5 separate regions of the Homo sapiens genome follow, and regions 1, 3, 4 and 5 are each linked to region 2. The links are chromatin loops, found by intact Hi-C in ENCODE. Cell type or tissue: heart left ventricle. All regions are shown on one strand. Links, peaks and the distances in the headings refer to the core of each region. The heading gives the core; the rest is flanking DNA. Region 1 overlaps SLC10A7 (solute carrier family 10 member 7). Region 2 holds the start of LOC105377475 (a long non-coding RNA gene). Region 3 overlaps LOC105377476 (a long non-coding RNA gene). Region 4 has its middle 19 kb from the start of TMEM184C-DT. Region 5 overlaps LINC02507 (long intergenic non-protein coding RNA 2507).

Region 1 (4,000 bases), core at 1-4,000, 680 kb after region 2:
GTAGTCTACAAGTGAAATGAAAAGAATTCAGGCAGCGTGGCTCTAACCTAGTTCTGCTTTTCACCGCTTCTTCCGTGTATCTGTTTGAACCAATTAAACCCTCTAAAAATTCCAAATGATTTGTAGTGTTGGTAGAGATTCCTGTGAGTGTTTAGACAACATTGAAAATTCTTGAAACGTGATATTTTTGCATTGGTTACTGGTGTAAGGCATAGTCTCCATTCAAAGTAAACTGTGATTTCTGCATAGCTTCCCGTGAGCATCCGGTCACTTCATTTTCTGTAACAAAGACCCACTTAGATACTGCAACTTAACTGTGTTTATCTTTCAAGAACTGATTTGTGAGGTGAAGCTAAAGTAATGGGAGATTGTTAATCTCTGTGGTCTCTTCCGGGTCAGAAATGACATGATTTTATCTTATTTTCTTATGTAGCACACAAACGCTTTCTGAGGGCAGCTAAAAACATTTGGAATGATGCATCATTTAAAAATGAGTTTTGCTTCTCTGATTGACAGACTCGAAGAACAACATTCCTTTAGATGAGTTTTGTTGAATTTGTTTAAAAAATTCCTTTAGATGAGTTTTGTTGAATTTGTTAAAAATTCATTTTCATTCTTACCTTGTACCTGTAATATTAAGTTCCACCATCACTACTAGTGGGAATAAATTCTATCCTTTTTTTATTGATGTTAAACATATATTTCTATCAATTCAATATTAAGTACTTTATTATTGTACTTCACAATCATGAAAGTGCCTGCAGGGAAGAGGAAGACCATGCCCATAAAAAGACTACTAAATCTGTACTTCTCTTTAAATCAGTAGCTCATCATGGACGAGTAATGCTCTTGACCACTAGTTTATCTCCCACATCATTAATATTTTCTGTTCTTTAAGGAAGGACATACATAAGTGATTAAACATTGTAGAAGGACAATTGAGAAGCATTTACACTCCTTCATTTGAACTGAAATTTGTAGGTTATCTTTGAGATGTGTCACTCATAGATAAATGGTTAGGAACATGTTGGACTTAAGAGGTCACAGATGAGTGGCCCACAGGCCACATGCAGACCACAGATGTGCTTTCTATATTCTGGGTTTCCTAAGTTGCCCTCACTTCCTATTATTTTACTTGTGGCCCAATCTGCACATTCACCTTGCCAGTCTGGTGGCTGTCAGTATTTGAATTAGTAGCTCTATAGCAAGCAGTCATGTCTGGGGAAAATAGAAAAACAGAACCCAAGAAGATTACAGTACTGTGTTGTAAGAAATCACCTAATAGAAAATTGTTTGACAAGGATGTATAATTATTCATCTTTTAAATTCTTGGTCATATGAAAAAATAACTTTAAAGGTAAATGAAAATAATAGTTGATTGACAAGCATGCCTCAAAAATGACATTTATTATATAAAGATTTTTTAATAGCTTAACACAGGAGTTAGGGTATGAGATTATGAAACGGGGTTGTATCTTCCTCAAAGAGGTCATCCATCAAAACTTTGCTTTTTCATTATATTACTCTTCTTATTTATGTGCATTGTTTTATCTATAAAAAATATTTAATGTATATTTAAATATATAGAATCAACCACACAACTAATTTGTCAAATGCATACCTTTGCAGTGTTAGTTTATCTGGAAGGTCCCACAGCACCACCTAGTGCCCTGTATTTTATTTTGCATAATATTTTTATAAATTTAAGAATTCTTATCACATTTGAATATCAAATATGGCCCTGAAGCAAATATATGGTTTAAGTAGTATTATAAATAGAATGCTCTAAAGTAATTATTGCATGCTTTATTGAAAAATTTAAGTGAAACTCTAAAAAATGATGATTGTAAATTTTAATAATAGTACTATTATTAAAATTTACTGGTAAAAAAATTCACTAGTATTTCTAATTCACATATAAAGACATTCTTAAAAGATTGTTACGTTGTGTGTGATCTAATAGAACTATTGGTAAGGTTTTTGTCCAAAACAGATATTTATTTCTTCTTATTTTTTTCTTGTATTTGCTGTTCTCTAATAAATTAAAAGTAATTTTTTAGGCTTCCTCTTGGAGGTCATGATTTCTAAGTCTTTATACTTTTAACACTATCTACAACAGCTCTTATAAATTTCAGATAAAACTGTATAATCACTTTTTAAACTAGAATTGTGAGATATTTAGAGATAGATAAAATACTTCTACATTAAAAAATAAAATCAGTCAAATAAAAGAATGAGGTGTGCTTATATATTCTTTTATGGAAAGAGCTCCAGGAAATATAGAGAAGTGGGAAAAGATAAAGCTATGTACAGAATACTGTGTATAGTATGATTATCTTAAGAAAACTGTATAAATTTGAATAAGTTAAGAACGCTAGGCTAGATGGATGAGTAGGTGGGTAGAGGAATGGGTGGATACTGTTTTTTTTCTGTAAGGAATTACAAGAAATTGCTAATGTTTCTGAGTTGAGAGGGAGCTAGAAATTTTCAATTTTTCTTTGTACTTTTCTATACAACTAAAAATTTTCTAATGAGATTCATGTATAACTTTGTTTAAGGCCGACAAGGGTTATTTGTGTTTTAAGATTATGAACCATTTCATTGTTCCTTATAATATTTTCTGTATTAAAAACAAAGCCAAATTTTTAAATAAAAAACTAGTGTTATAAGGTTAGCATCCATCTCATAGATTTGTCTTTTTAGAAGGCTTTACCATACATTACTTTTTAATAGAACATGTAAGCCCCAAGAAGGCAGAGAACTTTTGTCACACTGTATCCTTGACTTCTGGAATTGTATCTGGCACATAATAAGTGCTCAGTAAATTAGCATTGAATGAATGAATGAGGACATATTATATTGTGTCCAACTACTATATAGAATACTATGTAATAATGAGATGTATTATGGTGAAATTTTATCCTATTTATGTATAAACATATGTGTGCATGGTTACATTCTTATGTCTGATGTTATTAAAACACTAACACTGATTCAAGTTAGTTCAAAATACAGAATATCAAAAACTCTAAATTATACTTTCAAATGTTTGTGTATGGCCATTTTTGGTTTTGGGGGGGTTTGGTTTTGCCTATTCTTAATAAAATATTTTATGCAACATATTAGCTATATTTGGAACTCAGTTATATTGAAATTCAATCCAAATGGTTACTAAAGAACAATACTGTGATCATTTCCCTCTTTTATTTAAATTCCTGATAATTCTATCTTAGTGACCTAATGGTTGCTACTTTTAAAGTTCCTGCAATTATACTTATATTAATCATAAAATGCTAATTACTCATTACATATATTCAATTCCTAACTACTAATTTAAAATTCCATGACATTTTATAAGCTACTGTTAGTGAAAATCCATTCATAAGCATAAGTTATATTGTTTTATTTTAAACATGCAGTGATTCATACTAATGTGCTGTGCATAGATTTTTTTTTAAACTGTCAAAGTGTGTAGAAGTTGCCCTCTACTGGGGAACTAGAAAAATTATGTTAACATAGATTTTCAATTTCCTTAAAGACTTAGGTAAATCCATTGATGTGATTTACCAGATGATTGCTTCTTGCTCTCTGGCACTTTTAAATTCTGAAGATATTGAAATGATTAGCAGAAGATATTTAAAAATAAATGTCTGATATGAATATATGTACATCCATTTCTAATATAAAGTCTTGGCTATTTCTTATTAAAAATTCCTTAGTAACAACACCCAATGGCTAAGGTCTAGAAGTAATTTTATTGGGATAAGTCTCTACTGAAACATTAAGGAAAATTAGCTGTATATACCTATGTAACTAAAAATGACTCAGTACTGTTTTTAATAATTCACCATAGAAATGTCCAGGTTAAAAGTCTAAAAGTCTAATCACTCTCTCTCTCTCTCTCTCTCTCTCTCCATATATATATATACACACACACACATATATATGTATATGTGTATATATATATTTTGTTTTTTGTTTTGTGCTAGAGCCTTTGCAT
Region 2 (4,397 bases), core at 328-4,327:
CTGAACCGAAAATAAAAGCTAAAAAAAAAAGTATATATGTAAATTCAAAAAAGTTGTAAATATTTGAAGAATATATATTCATAGCATGGATAATATGGATGTATTTGACAAGGAAAAAATGTTTTTGCAAGATTTACGTAAGAAACAAAAGGAGCACTGTGGCTTGTTGGGTTCACCTCAGCCATAAATTACTTTAACAACTGGCACAATAGGCTCTGAATATACAGTTGTTGAATAAACGAAGAAATGTAGTGATCCATGAAGAGTAGAATCTGTAAAAAGTCTTTTGAGTTTTGGAGATATAAAAACAGAAATAGACTGGTCACAGTGGCTCATACCTGTAATCTCAGCACTTTAGGAGGCGGAGGCGTGAGTATCTCTTCATCCCAGCAGTTTGAGGCCAGCCTGAGCAATATGGTAAAAAATCTCTATCAAAAAAAAAAAAAATACAAAAATTACCCAGGTGCTGTGGTACATGCCTGTAGTCCCAGCTACTCAGGAGGCTGAGCTGGAAGGATGGTTTGAGCCCGGGAGGCGGAGTGTGCACTCCAGCCTCGGCAACAGAGCCAGACCCTCTTTCAAATAAATAAATAAATGAAAATAAGACCAGAAATGCTCACTTTACTTTTTCTTTTTTTCCTAAGTTTATTAGAGCCCCTCTCCTTAACTTCAGTGTTCCTTCAGCTGACTCTGCCTCTTCAATGACTCTCCCACCATGGCCAGGCTAACAGTGTGTGCTTTAACAGGGATGGTGGTGACACCCCACGCTCAGTAAGTCTCTCTGGGCTCTAGTTCTCATCTATGTCCTGAATGCCCTTGCTCTGGTCAAGAATACCTGTCCTCTCTTCCACTGCTTGATTCTTAATTATATTCTTTACCCAGCTGCTACTGTGTTCCTGGTTTTAAATGTAAGTATGAGCTTTGGCCCCTTTCTTTATCACACAAACCATAATCTGTGGAGTTTTTCTGTCTCACCTTTGTGCCTTACCCAGCACCGGTCTCTCAGTCTCTTTCCTACCTCTCAGGCTACAGTGGCTGGGTGTGCCGAAGATTCCTTAATGGCCAGTGTAACTGACTGATGTGTTTCTTCAGGAAGCTTCTCCATACCTCAGACAAGCGCACACCCAGAGCTTGAAATCACAGGCCTATAGACTCGAACTTTTCTAGGTAGTTCACTAGAAATAAAGGAGAAACCTAGGCTTCAGGAGAGTTCTAAAGGCCCGCTGTGTCCTGAGGCTCAGGAGTACACTCCACAGGGGTTGATCTGAGTATGGCCAATAGGACCAGGGGCTAAGCATTTTAACCAGAGCATCCCCAGACTCCAGGCTGGTGCCTAGAAATGCAGTAGCAAACAGAGGTCCTGCCATCCTTTCTTCTCAGTATGGCTATTGCTGGTATCTAGGTTTTCAGAGGGGTTTAGCCCACCTACCTGCTCTCATGCTCAGCAAGAGAAAGAGAGATAGACAGGGTCTGCCCTCCAGCCAGAAGCCTACAGCCTCCCAGCAGCAGCAGCATGTATAGAGGCTCATGCGGGAAGAGAGGACCTAGGAAGCCAGATATGGGCCTTTTCCAGTCCTTCATAGAGAGCAGTGCTCCATGTGCTTCTCCCCTGCTCACAGGTGATCTGTTTCTGTCTCAGGACTGAGATGATGACGTAAGGAAGTAGTCACAAGGCAGTATGGATAGCAGGCAAGAACTGGGGTCCCGGGGCCGCACTGCCTGGATTCCAAGCCTGATTTTGCATGCATGACTTGAGACTTCAGGTAATTTGTTTAAACTCATTGTAACTCAGTTTTTTCTTTATAAATTGATATTTCATCATGCAACAACTGTTTATTGTGCTAATTATTTGGGAAGGGTATCATTTTGGGGGCTAGGATATAGCCATCAACAAACCAGATAACGTTCCCTTCCACTGTGCAATGTTAAGTTCTAGAAGGGTTATAAGCAATGCACAAATACATACATTTCTTCCGGGAGATAAGAGCTGTGCAGAAAAATAAAGGATGGCAAGGGAATAAGCAGTGGGGTAGAGTATTTTCATGATCAGAACAGTGTTCACTGGGGAGATGACATTTGACCAAAGGTCAGAATGCCATGAGGAGTAAGCCATGCATATACCTGGGAAATGGTGTTTTGATTAGAGGAAACTTCAAGTGCAAACACCCTGAAGCTATAAGCATGCCTGAGATCATGACATGATCTATTAAATACAGTTGTTGTGACGTTAAGTGAGTTAGTTCATTAAAGTTGAGCCTGCTAGATAAATATTTCTTGATTAATATTAGGTATTAGTATTATCAGAATGCTTCATACTTTCTGGCCCAGCTGGTCCACTTCCACACCTGACCTGTGGCCTCGCTAATGTTGGGGGACACTGCCACCTGCTGCTTCTTGTTGGTAAACCATTGAGTGTGAGTAGCATGTTGAGAAGCTGATGTGGAGTCTGATCTTCTGCCCTTGGTGTCCCTGTATCTTGGCTTCTTCTGGCTAGATGTTCACTCAGCTCCTTAAATCCACTCTGTTTTCTGCTTCATCAGATTTCTACCATTAGTACTGCCTATGTCACCTGTCAAGTGTCAGCTTGCCTTCCAACACAGTGCCTGACATCCAGGACAATTGTCGTATAGGGAGATGTCTTTAAACACAGAAGACTGCTTTCAATACATGTTTCACTAGGGCCTGTGCTTCTGCCAAATGGCTATCTTTGGCTTTGAGCCTAAGAACCCATGGAGAAAAACAAAGATACCAAGTTACGGTGGAGTCTAATGAAAGAAAAATGGACCATCTCCCCCAGAGCTACCACTGCTTCAATGCATTCACCATTTAAGGCTGGTACCTGCTCCCACAGACTCATGACTTTCTGAAACAGCTCTGTTGAATGCATTTGTAATTTGCCACTAAAAAAATTATACTTCCACGTGTTTACAACCTTGTCCATATCTGGGAAAGTGACAAGTAGAAAGTTGGCTTTCTAGTCCTTTCTGAAGGAAGGGTCTGGCTTTGGTCTGTCTGTGCATACAATGGTGCTGTTTGGTATATGCAGAAGCCTGGGTACCTACAGGATTTGCTTAGTGAATATATCTTATATGACCTTCTGGTCCATCACACTTACATAATCCCCTAACATACCATCCCATAGTCAATAACAATAACATCAATTACAATAGACATTTCCTGAGATCCTATTAAAAAGTCATATGTTGGCTAGGCACGGTGGTTCATGCCTATAATCTCAGCACTTTGGGAGGCCAAGGTGGGAGGATGACTTGAGGCCAATAGTTTGAGACCAACCTGGACAACATGGCAAAACCCTGTCTCTACTAAGAATACAAAAATTGGCCGGATGTGGTGGCAGGCGCCTGTAATCCCAGCTACTCAGGAGGCTTGACACGGGAATCAGTTGAACCCAGGAGGCAGAGGTTTCAGTGAGCTGAGATTGCACCACTGCCCTCCAGCCTGGGCAATAGAATGAGACCTTGTCTCAAAAACAAAACAGATGTTTTGCTAAAAACTTTTTATTCATTATCTCATTTCAACCTTGCAACAATCCTATGTGACCCAGATATCCCATACATCAGCAGGTTGTAAGATCACACCTCCCATGAATATCCAAACCACAATAATCTAGGTCTCCTTTCCTTATTACTGTCAGAGGTCCAGTGGCTTCCCCAGTTTCCCTTTCATGAATCTCTTGGAACCCCTGGGAAATTCTTCCTGTCCCTAAACCTGTCTATCTATGGCATGTTGGTTTGGGTTTGCGCTGCTACTGGGCTCTTCTGAAGGTCTCCTCTTCCTGTCCAGAGACTCTTTTCAGGCATCAGGGGCTATTCTCCTGGCACAGCTTTGTCTGAAGTGTAGGCTCAGATGCTTCCCATGTTTTCCTATAGTGATAGGGAAGATTGAGCTGTAATGTGTGAGACATTTATGATGGCTTTGGGGAACAGAATGAATTAATGCTCAGAGGACTTAATACTGGTTATTAGATATGGTTACTGTGGGAGTCCTCAGGCTCAAGCCCCTTCTAAAGCCCCAGCGTGCAGTGCATAGAGCTTTTAGCTCCCTCCTTCCAACATATTGCAGGGGTCAATTTAAAATGCTGGCACTTGGATATCCTTGCAAATATCTCTTGTATTTTGAGTCTAAACTTCTTTTTTCTCCAGTCCTAAACAGAGGGACATTTATCCCATATTATCTAAAATCTTACCCTTGAGCTTTCATTTTCTACCTCTGGATGGGGAGCAATCTCATCTCTAGCCACAGGACCTTACCGTAAGGCCCCCAATACGTAAAAACACCATAAACCAACATATGGGGACATTTCTCAATTTCTGAGTGATTCCCTGCTGACTCACTGCACATACGAGGCCTAAATAGAGCTGTCCAGATTGAGCCTT
Region 3 (4,397 bases), core at 65-4,064, 78 kb before region 2:
CACTAATATCTATGGTCAAGTGTGCATGTGCAGACATGAAAGTCTTCCTCATCCAGATGATTTGGGAGGCCAACTCCCTCACACAGCTGAGTCCTTGGAACATAGGCAGGCTCAGTCTAGGATGGCTTCTAGAGAGAATACTTGGAGCAGCAATGTGACCCCCTAAGATGTCAGAAGTGGGGAAGGGGCTGAAATCTCCCTTTCAAAGGCTCACAGCTTCCTTGGCAGCTTGAGTAATTGGAAGAAACTAGTAGCCCAGCCATAGCTTCAAAGGGTGGTATCACTGATGATTTGAGAAACTCCCGGTATTAACATCTACCTTAGAACCTTCACAAATACACAAACATGAGAGGATTTGTCATACTATTGTTAGAGTCAAATGAAACACAACCTTGTTGTCAACTGACCAATACTTTGATTTTAGAGCTAGAAACTAGCATGAAGATTAAGGGGGTCTGGTGGTAGTAGCATCTGTAGTTGGGAGAAATCCCCTCAATAATAGAATTTTTTTTACTAAATTTTTTTAATGACTGTGCAAAAACAATTTATTTTGAGAATAAAAATATCTATGAAGTTCAAAATGCATGACAATAATACAAAAGATGAGTTGGTGGTAAATGGAGTTAAACTGGTAAAATTTCCTAGCATCATCAAGGAAATGGTATAAGCAATTATTTTATTATTTATTTATTGAATTTTTTTATTTTTCCATAAGTTATTGGGGTACAGGTGGTATTTGGTTACATGAGTAAGTTCTTTAGTGGTGATTTGTGAGATTTTGGTGCACCCATCACCTGAGCAGTATACACTGCACCATATTTGTAGTCTTTTATCTCTCGCCCCCCTCCCACTCTTCCCCCCAAGTCCCCAAAGTCCACTGTATCATTCTTATGCCTTTGCAGCTTCATAGCTTAGCTCCCACATGTCAGTGAGAACGTAGATGTTTGGTTTTCCATTCCTGAGTTACTTCACTTAGAATAATAGTCTCCAATCTCATCCAGGTCACTGAAAATGCGGTTAATTCATTCCTTTTTATGGCTGCTTAGTATTCCATCATATATATATATATATATCACAGTTTCTTTATCCACTCATTGATTGATGGACATTTGGGTTGTTTCCACAATTTTCCAGTTGTGAATTGTGCTGCTATAAACATGCGTGTGCAAGTACCTTTTAAATAATGACTTCTTTTTCTCTGGGTGGATACCCAGTAGTGGGATTGTTGGATCAAATGGCAGTTCTACTTTTCGTTCTTTAAGGAATCTGCACACTGTTTTCCACAGTGGCTGTACTAGTTTACATTCCCACCAGCAGTGTAGAAGTGTTCCCTGATGTCTGCATCCACACTGACATCTACTGTTTCTTGATTCTTTGATTATGGCCATTCTTGCAAGAGTGAGGTGGTATCACACTGTGGTTTTGATTTGCATTTCCCTGATCATTAGTGATGTTGGCATTTTCCCACATGTTTGTTGGCCATTTGTATATCTTCTTTTGAGAATTGTCTATTCATGTCCTTAGCTCACTTTTTGATGAGATTGTTTGTTTTTTTCTTAGTGATTTGTTTGAGTTCGTTGTAGATTCTGGATGTTAGTCCTTTGTCAGATGTATAGATTGTGAAGATTTTCTCCCACTCTGTGGGTCGTCTGTTTACTCTGCTGACTGTTCCTTTTGCTGTGCAAAAGCTCTTTAATTAGAGCTATTTATCTTTGTTTTTATAGCATTTGCTTTTGGGTTCTTGGTCATGAAATCCTTGCCTAAGCCAATGTCTAGAAGGGTTTTTCCAATGTTACCTTCTAGAATATTTGTAGTTTCAGGTCTTAGGTTTATGAAATATATTTACATTATTTCCTGAGCTGTCTTTTCCTTCAACTTGAAACTTCTCGCAATGGTCTGATTCATTAATGTCTTCAATTGACCACTAGATGGCAACATTGTTCTTTTATGTTGCAGCTTTGACTCCCAATAAGCAAGACAGATTTAATTTTCCAACAACCAATTTTAAAAAGTAAAAATGCAAAAGCTAGTAATTTAAATACATCACTCTGTACAATGGGAACAAGGTACAGCATATTAAATTATGATTTTTCAATTCATTTACCTAAAAAGTGTACTACACAGTATTCTATTTCTGTGCATTTTTGGATAACAGACATTTGTACCTGGTGCATTTGGAGATGGTGTGGCCTCGGCTCTTCTAGTCTTTGTGGCTACAGAGAACTGCCCAGATGTTGAAATATGTTTTCATTCAAATCATTTAACATCTCTCTTGATTTTGCAACATCCTGGAGCAGTGATTTCCAAATCTGGAAGCTAAATAAATAAATAAAATTCCAGGAACCCGTCCTCAGAGATTCTGATTTAGTAGCTCTGATGTGGGCATGGGTATCTGAGTTTTTAATAGCACCTCCATCTGCTTCTGATTATCAACAAGTTTGGAAGTGGTCTTCGTGTCCTTAATTCCTTTAGCAACAGAATCCTTCAAATAATATGAATTTTAAGTCAACTTAATTTAAAATTGCCACACTTTTTTTTTTATTTTAGCAAAATGGTCTTCATTAAAAATACTCAAATATCTCAATTACTAGAAAGTTGAATTCATTGTAAAGATAGTAGGGCTTTAACAATTGTAATTAATATTCATTCACCCTGTGTGTCTGAAAGAAAGGTGATCAGACCCACGTGTGAGTTGGGATTGATGTGATGAGAAAGATGGCTCGCACATGGGTTGCCATTCCTGTGTGTTTCTCAGAATGGGGATCCTTGCACTGGGGAGGGGTGGATTTCTGCAGGAATAATTTCAGACATTGCAGAAGGATGTGTCTCTATTGTTATTCTGTTAAATACTAGGATGTATAACATAAAATGTCATTATCATTTCGGATAATTTTGAGGGTCCCATCAGCTATGTGAAGTAGTATTTTTCTTTGTCATTTCCCATTTTCCCTCTTCTCTTTTTCTCCCTGTCACTTTCTCTTTCTCTGTGTCTGTCTCTCTCCCTTTCTCTCTCTGTCTATATATATATACACACACACACATATATACACATATGTGTTTATATACGTATATACACGCATATATACACTTATGTGTATATACACATAAGTGTATATGTATGTATATGCACTTATGTGTATATACACATATGTGTATATGTATCTATATACACATATGTGTATATACACATGTGTATATGTATGTATATACACATGTGTATATACACATGTGTATATGTATGTATATATGTGTATATGTGTGTGCATGCACTTGTGTGTATGTACACACACGTGTGTATGTGTGTGCATGCACTTGTGTGTATGTACACACGTGTGTATGTGTGTGCATGCACTTGTGTGTATGTACACACGTGTGTATGTGTGTACATACACTTGTGTGTATGTACACGTGTGTATGTGTGTACATACACTTGTGTGTATGTACACACATGTGTATGTGTGTATATACACGTATATATACATATGTGTATATGTGTGTATATACACGTATATATACATATGTGTATATGTGTGTATATACACGTATATATACGTGTATATGTGTGTATATACACGTATATATACGTGTATATGTGTATATGTGTGTATATATACACGTATATATATACGTGTATATGTGTGTATATATACACGTATATATATACGTGTATATGTGTGTATATATACACGTATATATATACGTGTATATGTGTGTATATATACACGTATATATATACGTGTATATGTGTGTATATACGTGTATATGTGTGTATATACACGTATATATACATATATACGTGTATATGTGTGTATATACACGTATATACACACATATACACGTATGTACACACATATACAGATATATATATCTAAATAAATATATATTTCTGTCATTATTTGTTCTGGATCATTATTAACTCTTTGGTTTAAGGTGATAGCTTTAGACCAATTAATCACTGTTCAAATATTATTTGCCTTGGCTCATTTGAATTAAGTGACCTCATTAGTTTTTTTTCTTTCTCTAATATTATATTTTTGTATTTAAAAATGATATGAAAATATAACGAAGACTAGTATTACAAAATAGCACTATCCTTTTCTGGTGTTAATTCATGAATGTGTATAAAGGCCCTCATAATGATAATTAAAGAGAATGGTGCTTTCTTGAATGGGTTTACAGTTAAGCTACACATAATGTTTAAACATTAAAAGCCAGTTTTATTCTCATAGAAAAAGAGTACCAGAATACCATAGCATGACTCTCCGGTTTAAAAGAGTCAAGTCTACTGATCTCCAAACTATACTTACACAGATTTTTGTTGCTAGAAGTTAAGAGTCTGGGAAAATTACTGCTTTGTCACATTCTCTTGCCTTCTTTCTTCTTGTTTCTCTAGTTTT
Region 4 (4,397 bases), core at 337-4,336, 580 kb before region 2:
GCTTAATGGCATCTGAACTCCTGTTTCCAGCTAATTTGAGATCCAATCTCATTCCTGTCCTCAGTTCTGTGAGGAGCCCCAGGACTCTAATAACAAATTCATCTTTTGCTTAGTCATTGTGCTGGATTACACCATGGTAGGTGGGTTAAGCTGGGAATTACATTCCATGCATGGTTCTGGGTTAGAGTTGGCCATAGAGGAAGATGCACGAGATTTGGAAGGTGGAAAAGAAGCAACGACCATTATTCTTGGAAGGTCTCATGGTCAGATAGATAGACACAGAGGTGTCTGGGTCCACACTTGTTCTTCCTCTCCTCCACACTGTCCAGCTCGGCTTCCTGATTGCCAGCCCAACTCACCAAAAGCAGACCTACTCCCTCCTCCCCCTTACCCAGATGCTTGGCTGCAAACCCATAGAGGTGGTAGCTACACAGAGGGAACATCTTCCCGTAGACCTCTCTGAGAGCTCCCGCTTTGCAATCTCACTAAAGTGGCTGGGTATATCTGGTGTCGCAGATTTCCCTGAAAGCTCCAGTTTACCTACTCATGCCAGTGCTTTCAGAGGATTCATTTATGACTCTTTCTTAAATTCTCTGACTTTCACTTTCTCAGCTGCTCTCACATTTGTGTGAGATCTAAATTCCTATAATAAATCTTTTATTCCCATAATAATCTAGTGGCTTTGCTTCTCTGATTTAACCCTAACTGCTATAGCTAGTTTGTGTTTCTTTCACAAGCCGAAATGATAGCAATCTTAGATATTTTGCAATCTTAGATATTTTGCATTCTTAAACAAAAGGACACAAAATAAAGGGAAACATCAAGGCAACACTTTGAGAAAATATATAATAATAATAGTGATAATAATCTTTTTGAGACAGGGCTTGCTATGTTTCCCAGGCTGGCCTTGAACTTCTGGGCTCATGAGATCCTCCCACCTCAGCCTCCAAAGTAGTTGGGACTACGGGTGCATGCCACTGCACTTGACTTTATACAATGTTTTTAAAGGAAACAAATTTTAGATTTTCTTGCAACATTTTTTTTTTTGAGATAGAGTCTCGCTCTGTCTCCCAGGCTGGAGTGCAGTGGTGTGATCTCGGCTCACTGCAACCTCTGCCTCCCGGGTTCAAGCAATTCTCTGCCTCAAACTCCCAAGTAGCTGGGATTACCGGTGCCCGCCACCATGCCCGGCTAATTTTTTTGTATTTTTAGTAGAGACGGGGTTTCACCATCTTGGCCAGGCTGGTCTTGAACTCCTGACCTCGTGATCCACCCACCTTGGCCTCCCAAAGTGCTGGGATTACAGACATGAGCCACCGTGCCCGGTCAACATTCTTTGTATATATAAAGGACAGATTGATGATAACTCATAGTGATTTTATTAAAATTGCCTAATATGTCCTGAAATTCTTGAACCAAATTGAGAAAGATAGATGTGACTTGTGCCTTTCCCAGGCAGGTAGAAAATGACACTTTAAGGAAGGTACATTATGAGAACATCAAGCCTTGGGGTAAGGTGGATGCACTTTGAACATGGATTAGTGACAATGTCCTCAACTTTACCACTATAGATTGAGCCAGAGAAGCAGAATCACCAGGAAATGTGTGCATGTGCATGCACGCTCACGCGCACACACACACTCACACCATTTTTTATTTTGTTTTATTTTATTTTAACAGTTATTTAACCTGATGTGTTTGGAATAGCTGGTTCAATAGTCTCTTTAAAGGCTTTTGTATTTGTGTTTGAGGATGGAGCTCCAAGTCCAATCTTCCTAAGGCTTGATACCTTCCTCCGCAGTATACCAGGAAAGTTCTTCAGACCAAGGTGTACTAACTTCCTTAAACACAGTTGGAAGAGCTGCTTCTCTTGACAAAGAAGGCTCAACCAAATTTAGAGGTTCAGGTCCCCAACTTCACTGGAATCTGCCAATTTGTCTCCATTCCAATTTTCTAAGGGCCTACTCATTTTGGGCGTGTGAAAATATCCCTTCCGAGGTGAGGGACAAGTTGTTGCATCTGTCCTCTATAAGTTTTCTATTGCTAAGTCACAAATTACCAGAAACTTAATGGATTAAAGTAACCCATATTTATTATCTAACAGTTTCTGTAGGTCAGATGTTGGGGCACGGCATGGCTGGCTTCTCTGCCAGGTATTTACTCGGATGCAATAAAGATATTAGCTGGGACTGTGATTGTCATCTGGGCTTGGCCATTTGTGGCTTTGCTTTTTTGGAAGGTGTTTTGGAGATCTTCCTTTGTTATTGGCCTCACATAGGAGGGTGTGCAACTAGAGCAACCTTTTACAAGTTCCTCAAGGTAACTGCAAACAAACTAGGCATGGAAGGCAGAGAGAGGGGAGGAGTAACATACTTGGGGTGGTCAAGGAAGGAAGAACTTCAGGAATGTGATTTTTAAGATTGAGCTGTGGGCACAAGCAGAACACATTTTGATAACAAGCTAGTAAAGCTAGCTACATTAAACATTTTTTTTTGGTAGCAAGTGATCCAAATTTAATTTTATTTCCTTAAAGAAAAAAAATTTGTTGACGTAGTTGGAAAGTTCAGAAGCTCAGCCAAGTTCAGATGTGGCTGGGTCTAGGGGTTCATAGTGTGGCTGGGTACACGTGTTGTCTCAGATTTCCCTGACACCGACAACAAATTGGGGATTGTCAGCAGTTAGGTTTCCTACAGTGGAACAGACTGGTCTACAGAGAGGCAGGCCTGAGAGAGTTTCTCTTCTCCAGTTTTAGCCAGGCCCTTTCCTAGTCTGCATCTCATTCTGTAATCTTTCAGTGTTAATTTTGAGCTCCTACCTCCTAATATGGACTTTAATTGTTGCAGAAAGAAGTGCTTCCTGTTACTTCTCTAGAATAATTTCATGGATAGTGATTGGCTTGGCTCCAGCCACATACCTCTTTCTGAATCACTGTGCTATGCACATGGCATGGGGTAAACAAATTGGCCAGGTCTGGGCTATGTGCCCTTTTTTGTAGCTGGACAAGGGGTAGGAGGAGATTGATGGGGGCGGGGTAGAATGGGTCCAACTGCACCTGTGCTGCATGGAATGCAATCTCTACAAGAAATACAAATGGTGTTTCCAGGTGCAGGGGGAGGGGATGTTTAGCAGGCAGAAACAGCAGATATCTTCTACACTCAGTAACTATTGGCTTTAGTTCTATAAGGTCATGGAGAGGGCTGAGGAGAGTGGAGGAGAGATAGCTCCTCACCGAAAGGTTTGAGTTACTTTTGTCCACCAAGGGGGAACACATCCATAATTCCACATCATTCAGAAAAATCTTCCCAATGTATAATTTTTAGGGAAATGATGATATATTGAGTTATTTTAGTCATTTTCTTATGTACAACTTTCTAGTTTCTTGTTCATGTTTCCATTTTCCCCATTATCCAGGTACAGTAAAGGAGCTTTCTTTATTCTTTCTCCTCTCTGACCCATCAGTGACTCAGATTTGACAACTCTTGCTTTGTAATGTAGTTTACACCTTCCTGTTCATTATTCTGGGTTAGATCTTTATTACCATAGGCATAGCCTGTCAGGAGTCTACTAACTATTCTCTTTACTTCAAGCAATCCTGCCCTCTACTGCCGGATGAATCTGATAAAATCTTATTCTGATCATGTCAATTTTCTACTTTCACAGCCTGCATTTGCTCCACATATATATTCAGATGAACTCCATATTTTTTACCTGGTGTCTTAATCAATAATCTTATGTTTATAACAGAATAACTGAAACTGAATAATTTATAAAGAAAAAGAACGTATTTCTTACAGTTATAGAAGCTCAGAAGTTCAGGGTCAAGGGACTGCATATGGTGAGGGCCTTCTTGCTGATGAAGACTCTCTGCAGAGTCTCAAGGTGGTGCAGGGCATTACTTGGCAAGGGGCTGAATGTGCTAGCTCAGGTCTTTCTCTTCTTATAAAGTCAGGAGTCCACTCCTGTGATAACCCATTACTCCATTCACCCCTTAATCCATGAACGGATTAATTCCTTGATAAGGATGGAGCCCTCATGATCTAATCACCTCCCTAAGGCCCCACCTCTCAATCCTGCCACAATGGATTAAATTTCAATATGAGTTTTGGAGGGGACACATATTCAAACCATAGCTCTTGGCATCCCCAGGCCTCTATAATATGGCCTGGTTCCTGCTATCCTGTCCTCAGGCCATCTTTCTGTTTACAGTCACAGTAAACATGCCCAGTGCTGCTTCTGCACGGTGCCTACTCATCCTTCTCACTCACAACTCTCTCCTTTCCCTGAGTCTCCCATTTGAATCTAACTCATTCACTCCGGCTCAGCCTAAGTCCAGCCACCCATGAGATTTCTCTAATATTCCCAGTTGACCCTTATCTCTCTTCTGAACTCCATAGGGA
Region 5 (4,397 bases), core at 91-4,090, 570 kb before region 2:
GATTACGAATATCCCAAAACATCATTTATACTAATTGCTACTTTGAATATATAGTTGTGACATTGTTATTAAATCTTGTTATTAAATGCATTAATAAATAAGCACATATTTACAAATTAGTATTTTAAAGTTTTTTTTTTTTTTTGAGATGACTCTTGCTCTGTTACCCAGGCTGGAGTGCAGTGGTGCAATCTCAGCTCACCACAACATCCGCCTCCTGGGCTCAAGAGATTCTCCTGCCTCAGCCTCCCAAGTAGCTGGGATCACAGGCGTGTGCCACCACACCCAGCTAATTTTGTGTGTGTGTGTGTGTGTGTGTGTGTTTAGTAGAGATGGGTTTTCACCATGTTGGCCAGGCTGGTCTCAAATTCCTGACCTCAGTGATCCATCCACCTCAGCCTCCCAGAGTGCTGGGATTACAGTCGTGAGCTACTGCGCCCGGCCGAGTTTTTAAAAGTTTTTTGAAAATTTTATTTTAAAATAGTTGGCTTTCTTTGTGGGGCATTTTAAAAAAGTTCCAGGAGCTTCACTTAGGCTTCCAAAGGGATCTATGGCACAAAAGTGGAAAAGATCCCCTGCTAGGGCCTCGTGGGTAAAACAGCCTGGGGCTCAGGCTATGGGTCACTCTCGCCTGGTATTTTTTCTTTGTTCTTTTGTAGAAAATAGTGGGGACTTAGCAGGCTCAGGAGAGTGCAACTGCAGGCAGAAACAAGAGAAAGTTCAAAATATGTCTAAACTTTACTGGAAGATTTACTGGTTATCAAGTCAGAAGACTTTGGATCCAGTCCAGGCTTACCTTTAATATTCTCACAGTAGATGCATTTGCTCATTGAATCAGCCAATCTTTAAAAAGGGCCTATCACCAGCCTGACCCTATGCCTAGGCATTGGAGCAGGCAGGCCCAGGGTTGAGTCCATTCTGTCACTCACCAGAGGAGTGACCTTGAACAAGTTATTTCATATCCTGAAGCCTCAGTTTTCTAATCTGTAGAATGGAGATACTGATTCTGAATTTAACAGGGTGGTTGAGAGGATTAGATAAGATGGGTGTAAAGTACAATAAACACAGAGAAGATTACAGTTACTATGAATCACCATTTTGTCTATAAACTCTTGCATCAATGTGCTGCTAGTTGTCAAAGAAAAGCATATAAAACAGTCTTCTCTTGTATCACTGATTAAATATTTTTTTCTGTTAATGTTTTTGAAGCATTGTTTAGAGAACTGTAAAAGTAGTTAAAAAGAGGAAATATGACTGAAAATTCATATTCCTGAAAATATATGAATGTTAAAAATTGTATCAGGTGATATAATGACTCATCAATAACCTTACTAGATTATTTATTCTTAAAAGATATATTTGGTCAGGCGCAGTGGCTCACGCCTGTAATCCTAGGTCTTTGGGAGGCCGAGGTGGGCGGATCTCTTTGAGTTCAGAAGTTGGAGACCAGCCTGGGCAACATGGTGAAACCCTATCTCTACAAAAAAATACAAAAGAAAAAATAAAAAAGAAGTGGGTGTGGTGCCTCGTGCCTGTGGTCCCAGCTACTCGGGAACTGAGGCTGGAGGATGGCTTGAGCCAGAAAGCGGAGGTTGCGGTGTGAGCTCATATCACGCCACTGCACTCCAGCCTGGGCAACAGAGCGACACCCTAAGGGAAAAAAAAGTATATTATAGTTAAAAAACTTAAAAAAAGTTCTATCTGTAATTATGATTCTAAGAGAGCCATCCCACTGTTTTCTTTCCTGATACTATATTTTCTAAAAGTCTAAACACAAGGCTTTCCTTTGTTTTGGTTTTGAAACTTTGACCATTTATTCATAAACCATGCTAAAAACAGCAACTACCACCAGGTCGCGCTGTAGTTCCACAATGAAAACAGGCTGGGGTCTAAGGAATTCTCGAAGGTCTCAGTTGTCACATCATTTCTGTTTTTTGAAGCAAAGAGGGGTGGAGACAAATATTTAAAAGGAAAAAGAAAAGCTTTTGCTGAAAATAAATAACTTCAAATTCACTATAATTTAAACGTTGATATTCAGCAAAAAAGATTTTATCTGAGAATGTTGCTATTGCTACTTTTAGAAAAAATTGCTTTCAACTCAGTCCTGTTATTTTCCGGATGGAAAAATATAAAATAAATAAATAAAAACCGTGCTGAAAGTTTTCTTTCCTATATTCTCTAGTGGTTGATGGATAATACTATTTTTTTAAAATCCCAAGATGAGGTATATTTTATTTAAAAATTATAGTGATAGCTTAGGTATAAACCAGGCTTTAGAAAATATATAAACACTTCATCTTAAAAACAGTTTTTTTTTTGTTTTGAAAAAGCCCTTTTTTCTTTTTTGGTCTTATTTTTCCCAAATGTCAATATTTATGAGTCAGGGGTTGTGGGAAATGTTACCTAGAGCTACAAGGGCCGGAGATTGCCCTCTTGTATCCCTGGGGAGTTGAGCATGAGTGCCAGAGGGCAATGTTTGGCTGGAAGGACCCAAGCCTGCCTTTCTTTGCACCCCACAGTATGCCCTTTGAAGTGAAAGACATTTCTGTACTCAGCTCTACTTCATAGGAATTCAACTCAGGATGAGCAATGCACACAAATTTCTGTATACCCTTTTAGTATAAAAACAGAGGCAGACTAACAGAAAACCAAAAAAGCCAGAATTAATGCAGGCTGTTTGGAGTTTTGGAAACTCTTCTGATAACTTAAGTCACAAATCTAAATTTCTGGATGAGACTATTTTTTGATCATGTCACTTTCAGAACATCAGTCACTTGAAGTTTAACCCCTTTTAGGATTTGGGTGGTATTATTAGGAGTTTTGTCAATGGCAAAGACAGAAGTCCATGAGAAAGAAATCCTCACAGAAATAAGGTAAAAATCACGAAATATCAGTAAATTATGAAGCTTACATTTGTTTTGAAAATGAACCCATCAGCATAATGAAAAAAAATGCATTATTTAATCCAAGTGTTTTAGTTTGCTTCCTTACAAATTGTCCGTTATTAGGGACTGAACAAGAAAATAAAAGCTGAAAATGAACAAGATTTACTGAGTGGAATACAGGGGAACTGGGAAATATGCTGGCAAATTGGAGCCATTAACAAGTTAAAAAAATCAGAAACAGTTTTGAAAACCAGAAAGTCACCAGTAAAATATATCCGTAAGGTCAAATGAGCTGTCCTGATGTTGATTCTCAATTTCCTCCTGCATTTATTTGAAGGAGCTTCTCTTTATTATTATTATTTTTAAATTTAAATCTTTAACCCCCATAGATGGCTATGTCTCCTAGTATCTTTCAGCTAAGGATTATAACTTTTTCTTTGCTCTATGAACTTTAACACTTCTTTATTTAGCTTGATTTATTTTTAAATGTCCCACCCAAATACTTAACTGGTTCAAGCACTTAACTGGTTTCCAAAGGCTTGTTGTATAAATAACAAGATAAAAATTCATAGAACATTTTATTTTCCCACATTGGGAGGTAATAGTCCTGTTTCATTTTTGGAAAAATATGGCAAAGAATTATTGAGGTTAATGAAAAATTAAGGGAAATGATAGCATCAGGTTTTTTGGGGAAAAAAAGATTCTCTCTGGGAAGAGACTTTCATTTCATTTTCTAAACACATGGGTGTGGCCTTTGGCTTTTTTCTCCACCCATTGATCAGCTAATTCTAAATGCATTTTCTCCACTTGCCAATGGTATGCCAGCATTCTGCTGTTTATATTCTCTAGCCTAGTTTTTTATTTTTATTTTTCTGTAAATGGGGATTAAAATATTTAGCTCGGAGATGTTGAGAGCATTTAAATAGTAACGTGTTCAGCCCTTGGCGTACAATAGGTATTCAATGTGTGATACTTTCCTTCCTCCTTTCTTCATTAACTGGAACACACACACACACACACACAAAACACCAGTTTACCCATATTAAATACCTCTATGAGAATGTAATGCAAAACGTGTTTAAGTTAATTTGTACAGCATTTACCGTTCAGCATATACCATTCTTGCAACCCAGTTATAGACATGCTTAATGAAATTAGCATTGGAATCAAGGCTCTGAAATTAAAAGTAAAATTCAGGTGGGTAGAGTTGGCATTTAAATATTTTGTATATTTAATTAATATCCGTATGCATATTTATTTATCACTACATTTATGTTTAATTTATTATTTATCTTATGTATAGTATATATTCATATGTATATTTATGTTTATCAGTTGTGCATACGCCTGTGAATGTTTTAAGTCTGTTTTGGAATAGGTCACTAAGGCATGGTTCTATGAAGGTATTTCAGGTTTTGCGCTTCTATTCACTTCAAAAATGAATTGTTAAATAAAATTTGATACTGTAGGAAGCTGAAAATAGTCAACTTCCCTTAGCTAGGCACCAATAAC

The links. Peaks named below come from ENCODE experiments on the same cell type or tissue, not always from the same donor. Only the 100,000 strongest peaks of a DNase experiment are listed, where the experiment ranks them.
Region 1: it touches region 2 in a loop (4-fold over the local background); 7 of 110 quality-filtered maps call a loop at or near these places.
Region 3: a loop joins it to region 2, with 10 times the contacts of the local background. A loop is called at or near these places in 88 of 110 quality-filtered maps.
Region 4: a loop joins it to region 2, with 7 times the contacts of the local background. A loop is called at or near these places in 54 of 110 quality-filtered maps.
Region 5: a loop joins it to region 2, with 19 times the contacts of the local background. A loop is called at or near these places in 54 of 110 quality-filtered maps.

The regions. Positions count from the first base shown.
Region 1 is chr4:146,340,450-146,344,449 of GRCh38, reverse strand. The region is part of intron 5 of SLC10A7 (solute carrier family 10 member 7); the gene reads left to right. Among named protein-coding and RNA genes, the nearest start is that of MIR7849, 66 kb to the left of the region's middle. In heart left ventricle, for the core only: CTCF peaks have their summits at 1,655 (motif pointing left) and 3,492 (motif pointing left); no DNase peak of the experiment used is centred there.
Region 2 is chr4:147,017,236-147,021,632 of GRCh38, reverse strand. It overlaps LOC105377475 (a long non-coding RNA gene), which reads left to right and starts at 628. Exons shown (of 5, transcript XR_939315.3): 1 at 628-771; 2 at 1,640-1,763. In heart left ventricle, for the core only: a CTCF peak has its summit at 2,373 (motif pointing left); a DNase peak (open chromatin) is centred at 2,372.
Region 3 is chr4:147,094,740-147,099,136 of GRCh38, reverse strand. It overlaps LOC105377476 (a long non-coding RNA gene), which reads right to left. Exons shown (of 3, transcript XR_939316.3): 3 at 1,838-2,316. Among named protein-coding and RNA genes, the nearest start is that of TTC29, 150 kb to the right of the region's middle. In heart left ventricle, for the core only: a CTCF peak has its summit at 1,919 (motif pointing right); no DNase peak of the experiment used is centred there.
Region 4 is chr4:147,595,726-147,600,122 of GRCh38, reverse strand. No RefSeq gene overlaps it. Among named protein-coding and RNA genes, the nearest start is that of TMEM184C-DT, 19 kb to the left of the region's middle. In heart left ventricle, for the core only: no CTCF peak of the experiment used is centred there; no DNase peak of the experiment used is centred there.
Region 5 is chr4:147,587,922-147,592,318 of GRCh38, reverse strand. All of the region lies in intron 3 of LINC02507 (long intergenic non-protein coding RNA 2507), which reads right to left. Among named protein-coding and RNA genes, the nearest start is that of LINC02507, 20 kb to the right of the region's middle. In heart left ventricle, for the core only: a CTCF peak has its summit at 1,847 (motif pointing right); a DNase peak (open chromatin) is centred at 1,853; H3K4me3 peaks cover 282 bases.